Linked DNA regions of Mus musculus: region 1 is linked to region 2. The links are chromatin loops, found by intact Hi-C in ENCODE. Cell type or tissue: left cerebral cortex. All regions are shown on one strand.

The links. Hi-C counts contacts between places; a loop is a spot of excess contacts. Peaks named below come from ENCODE experiments on the same cell type or tissue, not always from the same donor. Only the 100,000 strongest peaks of a DNase experiment are listed, where the experiment ranks them.
Region 1: it touches region 2 in a loop (7-fold over the local background); 20 of 42 quality-filtered maps call a loop at or near these places.

The regions. Positions count from the first base shown.
Region 1 is chr3:19,309,247-19,314,246 of GRCm38, forward strand. Pde7a (phosphodiesterase 7A) reads right to left here and starts at 2,076. Exons shown (of 13, transcript NM_001122759.2): 1 at 1,618-2,076. The coding sequence starts at 1,755. In left cerebral cortex, CTCF peaks have their summits at 2,507 and 2,714; DNase peaks (open chromatin) are centred at 1,174, 1,815, 2,186, 2,944 and 1 more place; H3K4me3 peaks cover 3,262 bases; H3K27ac peaks cover 1,780 bases.
Region 2 is chr3:19,892,343-19,897,342 of GRCm38, forward strand. It overlaps the pseudogene 4632415L05Rik. Among named protein-coding and RNA genes, the nearest start is that of Gm42190, 59 kb to the right of the region's middle. In left cerebral cortex, CTCF peaks have their summits at 2,475 (motif pointing left) and 2,674; DNase peaks (open chromatin) are centred at 2,430 and 3,290; H3K4me3 peaks cover 2,216 bases; H3K27ac peaks cover 601 bases.

The DNA.
Region 1 (5,000 bases), 580 kb before region 2:
GTCAGTTTTGTTTTCAATCCCTTGATCTTCCCTCTCAGGAAGCAGGGACATGTAACACATATTTCATAACTTTAGATAAAGTGTGCCTTACTATTTATATGTAAGTGAAAGTGGGTGTTCGTCATGTCTGCTGATCTCAGGAAGAAAACAGTATTTAGAAATGAAAGTTACTTCCATTAAAGACCTTTAATTACTATTATTGAAAACCTTCTCCTGAGTGCTTTAATATATTTTGATATTATTCTGGAACTTTAAAACGTGTTAAGCAATAATAAAAAATACAGTTCACAAACTACACTTCAAAGTAACAAAAGTATTATTTGAAATTCCACTTAGTATTTTACACTGAATTCTTTAGCATACTACCTTGTATCAGAAGAGTCTGACCTTAAATAAAGAAGAACTCTTTGAAAGGAAACTCACACAGAACCTCCTGCTCTATCTTGCAGGCCAAAAAGGAAAAAGAAAAAAAGGCAAATGACAAATAGAATTTACTGGCGATCTACTATAAGCAAAATCTCTAAAAGATGCTGTCCATTCTAACTGTCTTTAAAATTTCCTTTCTTATAATACAATATAATTGAAGGGAGAAACAGTGTGCTATAAAGGGTAAAGAAATACTAAGCAATAGAAAAAAATAAGAATACTTTATTTTACGAAATGAATACGGGACCTAGGGCAATGGCTCAGGCCTGGTACTTGGAAGTCTGAAGCAGGAAGATCATGAGTTAAAGGCAAGACTGAACAATTTAGAAAGGCCCTGCCATAAACAAGCACACAAATAAACGAATGAATGGATGGATGGATGGATGGATGAATGGCTGAGGCTCACTGATTGGAGTCTAGACCAGCAAATGTAAGCACACTCCTCCAGTACCCGTCCCAAAAGTAATCTCATAAACACAGAACTTCTGGCAGCAGGCAATGAGGGCACCAGGTTCATATGTAAACAAAGTAAAATTCTTCCTCTTTATTCTAAATCTGGCAACCAAATTTAACCCAACTAAAGAGCTGAGCCAAGGACGTCACAGAAAAAAATTTTTTTTTTTTTAATGTTCAACAGCAACTGGTGTTGGGCCATCGGAAACAAAGTCCTTTGTGAATGCTCATCAGTGGTTTCTGAACTAAAGCCGCCTTTATCAAGCGAGAAAACTGATTGGAAACCATCAACTTTGCACACTAGTTCCTGACACCTAGGCCCCTTCCCTACAAAGCAGCAGTTCGCAGTTCGGGTGAGGACCACAATGGGACCACTAGGCCTATTGTTCTGAGAAACTCAGCACCCGCAGCGCTGCAAGGCTCGAGAACCTGCACAGGTGTGGGGGAGGGCTAGGGGGTGGGGGGCGAAAAGGTGAGCTCAGGGTCATGACTAAGGGGACAAGAGGCCCAACTGGTAGGAGACACAGAGAAAGGAGGGGAGGATAAAGTCATGGCTTGGGGCTACCAGCGGGCGTGACGGGTTAGCCGCGGCGAGGGTCGCAGAGGCCAGGGGCACCGAGCACAGCCGAGGGTGAAAGACTCCGGGAAGGGGAGGCCAGCCTACCGAGGCGGGAACAATGGCCCGAGTCCCTCCAGAAGACAAAAGCACCGAGCTGCGGGCCCCGGGGCGGCGGTTACCTGCGAGAGCTGCCGGGGATGCGGGCAGCCGAAGAGCGCGGAGCTGGAGCTGAAGCTGATGGCTCCTCGGCGGCTGAGGACGTGCTGGGGGACCGGCCTGTCCAGGGGCAGCACCGGCAGCTGGTAGCATACTTCCATTGAACACGTCCGCCTTGGATCCGCGCGGCGCCCGCCAGTCCGCGGTCGCCCGCCCCTGCGCTACGAGGGGGCCGCGCCGCGGGGACCCGGGGCCGAGGCGCGCGCGGGGCGGGCGGCGCTAGTGGCCGCCGACGCCTCCCGGCCCTCCGCGCGGCTGGCGGCGGGAAGGGCTGCAGCGGGCTCGGGAAGCCGGGCGGGCGGCGTTAAAGGGGAACCCGCCGCCCAGGCGCTCCGCGGCGCGAGAGCTGGCCCGGGCCGCGAGCACGGGCGCGGAGCGTAGAGCAGTTCGGCCGCCGGAGCCCTGCCCCCTCCCCTCCCCCGAGCCTCACTCCGCTCCGCCGCCGGCGCGAGCCCGGCGTAATTCACACTTTGCAGCAGCGGACCCTGCGCCAACCACGGCCGCCGCCACCGTGACGTCACGACGCCGCGCCGCATGCCCCGCGCCCCGCGCCGCCGCCGCGCCCAGGAGCCCGCCGGCTGTCCGGACAGGGCTGCTCGCGTCCGCTGCGCTAGGCGCCGCGCCGCGCCGCGCCGCGCCCCGCGCCCCCCCGGCCCCTCCCGCCTCCCCGCAGCTCCCTCCCCGCAACCCGCGGCGCGTGCGCAGGAGAGTTACGTGGGGCATCCTCGGGCGCACCGACCCGGAGTTTGTTCGGCCTACCGGATCGGCGCTGTTTCGTCCGACAGATCCAAAATGCCCAGAGCACCGGGCGCCCTCTCCGTGCTCCGCCCGTCGGGGCACCGCGCGCGTCCCCTGTGGAATTCCCGTACTAGGGCGTCGCGGGAGGCCGCTGCGGCGGTGACGCCAGCAGATCTCGGGGGCTCAGTGCTCCCGCTATGTCACCGTCCGTGCCCTACCTAGGCAAGGTTCCAGTGGCTTCCCTTGGCAAGTGAGGCCCCAGACTTTCGGGGCCTGCAGAGCAGAAAAAGACCAAAAACTCCCGAGCGAGAAGGAGGGTCTTTGGATGGAGAAAAGTGAAATTCTGCAACCAAGAAAATGAGAAATGACGATATTGGGAAGACAAAGATGACAAAGAGACCAAAAGTTCCCCTAGCCAACCATCGCCCTTCTTTGTTAGTGTTTGCTGGCTAGGATGTAAGAGAGCTTTTCACCTGTTTTGGTAAGGTGAGGATATAATTTGCTTGTTCTTTTAAGTTTCTGCCCCAAACTGCCAAAGCTTTTCTGCAGGAGCCGACTGTTTCTGATGCTTTGAGCATCAGATACTTTTAGCATGAACGAGCTCCACACCCCCACCCCCACCCCCGCCCCCTGGCAAAATAGATTTGGATCATTTCTCAGGGCATCTAGTCTCCCAGTTATTTAAGATTGGCAAGGTGGCAGGTCTTAGAAGAAGTACAGTGCTGAGCCTGGGCTTAATGATGCTATAAATTGAGTACCGAGTGTACATGATCAGATAAACGGACAAAGGTGGAAGGTGTATTCTTTTATTATTTAAACCTCGTGCCCCTGTGTATTTTCTACATGCCAGGTCTTCATCATGTTTTACGATCCGTTCTGTGTCATGGAATTTGCCTTCACTAGATGAAGAAGCACTAATGAGATTCTTTTAGTGCAGCAACTGATCTCACTGCTTTTGAAATCCTAATTAGTCCCTGTAGTAGATGTGTTAAGCATCTCACTTGGGATTACACCGAGCACTGTGGGCCACTTAGTCTTCAGAAAGTCGTTTATCAGCTGACTAAATTGGAAGTAGATTCCTAGAAACAAACTTGCCCTACACCTAGGACAGATAAATCTCAAGAACTAACCTCAAGTGATATGTACGGACATGGTGGTACAAACCTGTAATCGCTGCCTTTGGAAAGCTAGGGCAACACGATGAAGAGTTGAGAGTTAAAGATAAGCTCAAGTATCATAGTGAGTTCAAAACCAGGCAGACTACATAGTGAGATTCTATCTCAAACAACAACAACAAATTTGAGTACCTCTACACAAAGTTGATACTGGTAAAATTTCATTGAGTAAAATATACCACATTTAGTAATATCCAAATATTTGATTAATTAAATAATAAGACTCACTACTAAATAGGCAACTAAACAGTACATTTCCAGTAAGGTCTATTTCAGGGTCCTTGTTTGAGCCAAGAGCCCTGGCAGGTATTTTATATACAGTATTTTTACCCAACACATAGTAATTTGATCTTATTTATACAAATGAGCAGTCCCTTTCCAAAACTAAGTCACTTCCTTAGTAAACGCTGGTCTGACTTGAGAGCCATGTCTTCCACCATAGCATGCAGTATTATGTTTTCTGTATTGTTGGGAAGGCATTAGGGTGCATCAGAGGAACTCCAGAAAGGGTGAGGGGAGATGTTAAAGAGAGATTTCAAGAGATTGGCTCAAGATTGCTAAAGCTGATGTCTAGAGAGTAGATGGACAGACAGACAGTAATAGTGGACTTTGCATTCTGGGATCTGAAACTGATAAGAGAAAACTGCCAGGCTGAAAAGATAGGCAGGATTTCTTTCTATGCTGGAGTCTTCAGAAAGAAAGTGCAAATCTTCACTCTTAAACCCTTTAACAGAATAGACAAGGCCCAGCCACTTTGAAGAGGGTAATCTGCTTAACATCTAGAGATTAAGTGTTGCCAGCATCTTGACCTATGTTGGGCCAAACAACTGGATGTTACAGCCTAACCAACATGGCACAAAATGAACCACCACAGAGAGAAACTTTAAACTTAAGTAATGAAAGAAATCCCTTTACCTAAAGCAACAAAAAATAAAGAAATAGAAAAGAAAATCAAGATCCATACAAAGGATGCTTTTATACTTTTATATGCTAGTATGTTTTATACTATACTATACTATAATGTAGTGGAATACACAAGACTTGGATGTTTAACAAGAATGTCCTCTGAATATACAGACTTACAGCACTTTAACATGACCATGGAACATAACATAGTCCAGTGTATTTTAAACAAGATGATTCTAAAACTGCCCAAAGAAGATGGTTACTTAGTACAGTGCTATGAAATAGCAAAGTATGAATATGGATCAAAGAAGCAGAATCACTAAAAGTGGTGCAAAAAGGATTTATTGTAGAGATGTGTTACTATACCAGGCTTTCTGATGGAGAAGCTGGTGTGGTAAGGTTAGGAAGGAATGATTACAGGCTTATAGAAAAGCCACTAAAGTGGCAGCAGGGAGGGGACCTAGTAAAGAGGTTTATGAAAGCCTTCAGCTTCAATGTCTGGTAGTGAGTGTGAAGTCACTAGGCAG
Region 2 (5,000 bases):
TATAACTACCAGTGACTTGAAGCCAGGTGATAAACAAACAGGACCCAGGTTAGTCATGAGCCTGCCATGTGCAAAAGAAGCATGTGCTCTGGCCACACTCATGGAATTCCATGGGGAAGCTTCAGGAAAACTTTCGAGGTTCTCAATAGAACCAAGGGAGCTCATGGAACTGGAAGACAGCTCTCTGAGGCAAGCTGTTGGGTTTTGATAGCCACAAAGGTTATATGGTGTCTACAGAGGGCTAGGGGTGTGTCAAAATCAGCTAGAAACTGGTGTTGCTTGCAAAGTAGAAGGATGATCTAGAGAAGGAGATAGAAGAGATCCAGGCTAGGATCAGGTAAGGCCATGGCAGTGGGGATGGGAAGGACATAATATACAGGCACAAGCTACCGAGCCTTTTGTTGGGCCCTATTTGGCCTTGGTTTGGGCTCAATTTTTGAGACCCGTCATTCTCCTCCACTTGAGAATGACTCAGCACGACCTACCAACCTGATTGAGACTGCCTCTGCCTAGCTACTGCTGATGTAGGCCCCGTGAGATAACCCCACACCCCTCGTCATTTCACTCCATCACATATGTCATCTCACCCCATATCCCTACCCCCACCTCCTTGCCTTCTCTATATAAGCAAGTATCTAGTTTAATAAAGTGAGTTTCTGCTTTGACAACACTCCTGGCCCAGGTGTGTTTGTTTGGGGCCATCAACACTCACCATCCCACTCAGCCTCAGAGAGGCTGAAGTGAGCTCTCTCCTCTCGCCTGGACCTGCTAGCAGAGAGCCAACAGGCTTTTGAACTGATTAGATATGGAGATAGGAAAAGTTAAAGATGAACTTGCCATCATCAGAGCAAGTTACTAGATAGGATGAATATGACATAACCTGGGACTATTGTCGATACGGTATTCCCAATGGCAGGGTTCCTCGGGCAGCAAAGGCCATGAGGAAGAGGATGAGAGGATGACAGAAGGAGGAGCAACTTTGGGGGAAGCTTTGTGCTGTGTAGTTTTAGACATCTGGTCTAGCATCAAGAGGTTACAGTTAAAGGAATATAGTGGCTCCTTCCTGTAATCCCAGAATTTGGAAAGAAGAGGCAGGGAAATCAATTCCAAGACCATCCTTAGCCATAGAGAAAATTTAGAGAGATATACAAAACAAAAATAATTTGAATGACTCCCTATGCAACTAAGGCTGGCCATGAATACCTGACCCTCTGCCTCTATCTCTAGAGTGCTGGGGTTATAGGCATATGCCATACCCAGTTTAGTCTGCATTTTAAAATGTCTATTTAAGGGGGGATGGGGAAGGCAGTGAAGGAGTAAGACAACAACAACGGTACTTGTATGAAAGCACTATACTAAAAACTGTTACATTGTATTCTAACTGAAAACTTGGCTTTAGAAATGAGGCTGGGTACGGTGTTGCATGTCTATAATGCTAGTCCTTGGGAGAGAGGTAGAAGATCAAGAATTCAAGGCCTCATCAGATGCATTTGAAGTTTGAGTTCTGCTTCAACCTCATGTGATCTAGATTAGAAAACTTCAGTAAAAGTCTACTAATATGATTCAAACAACAACAACAACAAAATGTTTGCATGACATCACACTGAAAACGCGCCCATTGTAACACCAGGGTCATTATGCCGATAGCACTCATATTCCCTTGGTGTCTCACCTTATTAAGTCAATTCACCTTCTAGGTCTGCCTTTTCATCAGTGAAAATAACAGCAGATCTCATCTATTGAGAACTTTCTCAGTACCAGTTATTAACTAAGGTTCCATATTTACCAATGTATTAACAGAACTAGAGTAAAACACTTATCAAAGTAAATGACAGTAAACAGTAAATTGAGACAGGTATAATGCGGCCTTAGATTCCCAAGCCACCACAAGTATTGAATTAAAAACGGATAGCCAGTTTTCACTGGTATCTTAGCCTTCCTTAACGTACACATTTAAAACAGTCCTGGATGAGGAGTACTATTAGAGTCACCACCTTACACGATTTTTCAATCTTAACTAAGTATCTCAGGATCAAATAGTGGCACAGCCGTAACTGGAACCTAAGCTTGCAACCACCCAGCACAGCCGAGAAGCCTGCCCTAAGTCGCAAAACAATCAATCTTTAAGTGTATCCGTGGAATCGCTCACTCCTAGGGCGCAAAGACCTGGCTATGACTCTGGGGAGATAATTTGTCTCGCCCCAAACACTTTTGTAATTGATTTACCCGCAGTGTGTATGCATACTACCTCTGTAAACAACAAAGCTAGCAGCCCCAGAAGTTTGGGAAGCCCGCGCGTCCTACCGCGACCACTCCCCGCCCCGCTGCACTCTGGGAAACGTAGTCCTAGCCAGTCTCTGAGCCTTTTAGTCTTCATACAGTGAACCCTCAGCGCCTGTAAGGCCACATTCGGTTGCGAATCCGGGGCCGGCCTCTAAGCACATCAGCTCTCCAATGCCGCCCTCTGCTGGCCTTTCCCTTACCACACATTGCTAACCGGCTCCACGTACCCCGGAAATAAACTCTTCTTTTCCGGATTAAGAGTCCAGAGGTCCGTCTGTGGTTTGGGGGTATTTGGGTGCCCCTGGAATGAAGTACGTTCTGAAGTATGCTGCACCGAAGTGAGGGGACCGGGAGTCATGGAGGGCCAGAGCGCAGAGATGCTGCAGGCCAGGTGGAGGCGGAGAAGTTGCAGCGCCTCCCAGTGCACAAAGAGCTGGAGCAAGAATTCGACCTTGGCACCCTACCGGCTCCGGACCGCACTCCCGGACAGGCCGAGCTGCCGGCCTTGGCGCGGGACAGCACGCAGCTGCTCATCACCGTGCTGCTGCCGACCGTGCGCTGGGGGAGGCGGTGGTAGCGCGCTTGCCGGTGCCCTCCACTCGCTTGCCCCGCGGGAAGCTGCTATCCGTGCCGCGGCTGCTCACCCGCTGGCAGCAGTTCGCGCGTCATCAGAGCATCCACCCAAGAAGACCACTTTCTTGTGGGACGAGGTGAGTGGCCAGTGACGGTGCTGATTGGACTGCAAGCTCGCCCGGAACCACAGTATGGAATGGCTGATAAATGTGCCTGGGGGCACCCGACCCCATGGAAGCAGATTTAGGCCAAGAAGGAACGCGTGGCCAAGAACGAGCTAAAACGACCGCGGATCCGAGTGCACAAGATGTAGATGCCCAACTCAGTCGGCCTGCACCCAACGAGACACCTGAGTAAGGAGGAGCTGGTCTGCGCCCAGCAAGTGGCCAGTGACTCCACCGCTGCAGTGGGACGCTTCCAGGAGCGCCTCTCTAAGGAGAAGACGCCCCTAGAGCCCCGGAAGAAGAGGAAGTTTTAGTCCCTCTTTGAGGACTTTGTGACCGAGAAAATGACCAGTTGGAGCTACTGAAAGTCAAGAACAGCAAGAAGCCTCATCAGGATGTGAGGGGGCGCATCAACAAGCAGATGAGAGAAGAGGAAAATGAGCCAGAAAGGCGAAGAGAAAGGGGATCCAGCAAAGATCTTTGAGTAAGAGCAGGGGCTGGAGAGATGGCTTAGCAGTTAAGAGCACTGACTTCCCTTCCAGAGGTCCTGAGTTCAATTCCCAGCAACCACATGGTGGCTAAATAATAAATAATAAATCTAAAAAAAAAAAAGCATTCCAGGCAGCCTGCTCTAGGTGACAAGAAGAAAGAAGAATTGTACCAAGGAAGCAGTGTTCTCCCCATTGATCCTGTTCTGCCAAGCTGCAGGCTGGTGCAGGAGGTGGCCGCCACCCTCGTTGAGCTTGACATTGAAGGGACAGGTTTGCCTCCCTTCACGTCAGTGCTGGACTATGCTTTTCCCACAACAGAGACATTGGCTGGAACTTATAGCTCTAATTTGAGAACATGAGATTTGTAGAAATAATATGGTCAGAACCAGGAATAACTTAACAGCCTGCTTTTTTATCTTGACTTTGTATATTGGGTTGATGAGATTTCTGAAGTATAGTAGATTGGTCTCAACATTTTCGCATTATTTTTGTAGCAGCTTGTGTATGTATCAAAGCAGGGAGAATGGGGAAAACTATGTGATTTGCACGTATTATAAAAGATATGCTGATACCTGGTGTTAATTTTAACTTTTACTGTAGGTAGAAGTTGTTGAACATGAAGCCAGTGACCTGGGTACCAATATATTGTGTGCTTAAAAAAAAAAATGGTTACAGGTAAGTCACTTGTATTAGGAAAACTCAGAAGTTTATTTAGTGCTAAGTATAGTATCGAAAGCACAGTACAATTGATGTTGGCCAAATGAACACATTGTTTTAAATGATAAATTGGAATTAACCTTGTTACTCCAGAAAATACTTGTCATTTTGTTTATAATCAGTGGCTTTTGTTGAATTGGCTTGGGTTTTAGATTTTAGCCCGTGCTGTGCTGGAATTCACTATGAAGCAGAGGCTGAACTGGAATTTGAGGCCTTATGGCTCTGTCCCAAGCGCTCCTCCCTCAATACTGGACTTTTTACTATGAATTTTCAGGAAATATTTATGCAAAGTAAGTTTATTAAGCTCAAATAAGTCATTGATATCAGGAAAAAACATTCAGACAGCAAAAAACTTGAAATCTCCTGCTGGATGTAGCTGCTCATTTGTAATCTCAGCACTTGGGCTTCCTATATTTTCAAATATTGGTTGTTCTTAAAAGTTATAGTCCCATAGCCAACCCAGGCTATTTAGCAGTGAGAGAATATATTTAGAGGGTAGTTTTCAGATAATATGCAAGCTAACTAGGACATAACATGGATTTATAAGCCTTTCTTAAGTTAGGATAGATAACAGAGTGTTCTATTTAATTGACGAAAATGCTGGACTGGGTGTTAGGTATATTTTGTACTTAATAAATTACAAAATGCTAATAGTTGTGCTCAATGTATATCTGAAAAAAAAAGAGCCTTTTAATTGGACAAAAAGTGGGGAAGTGCTGTGGATAGCCCTGGTACTGTTTGTATTTTGATGCTAATTCTGTTTCCCCTAGAG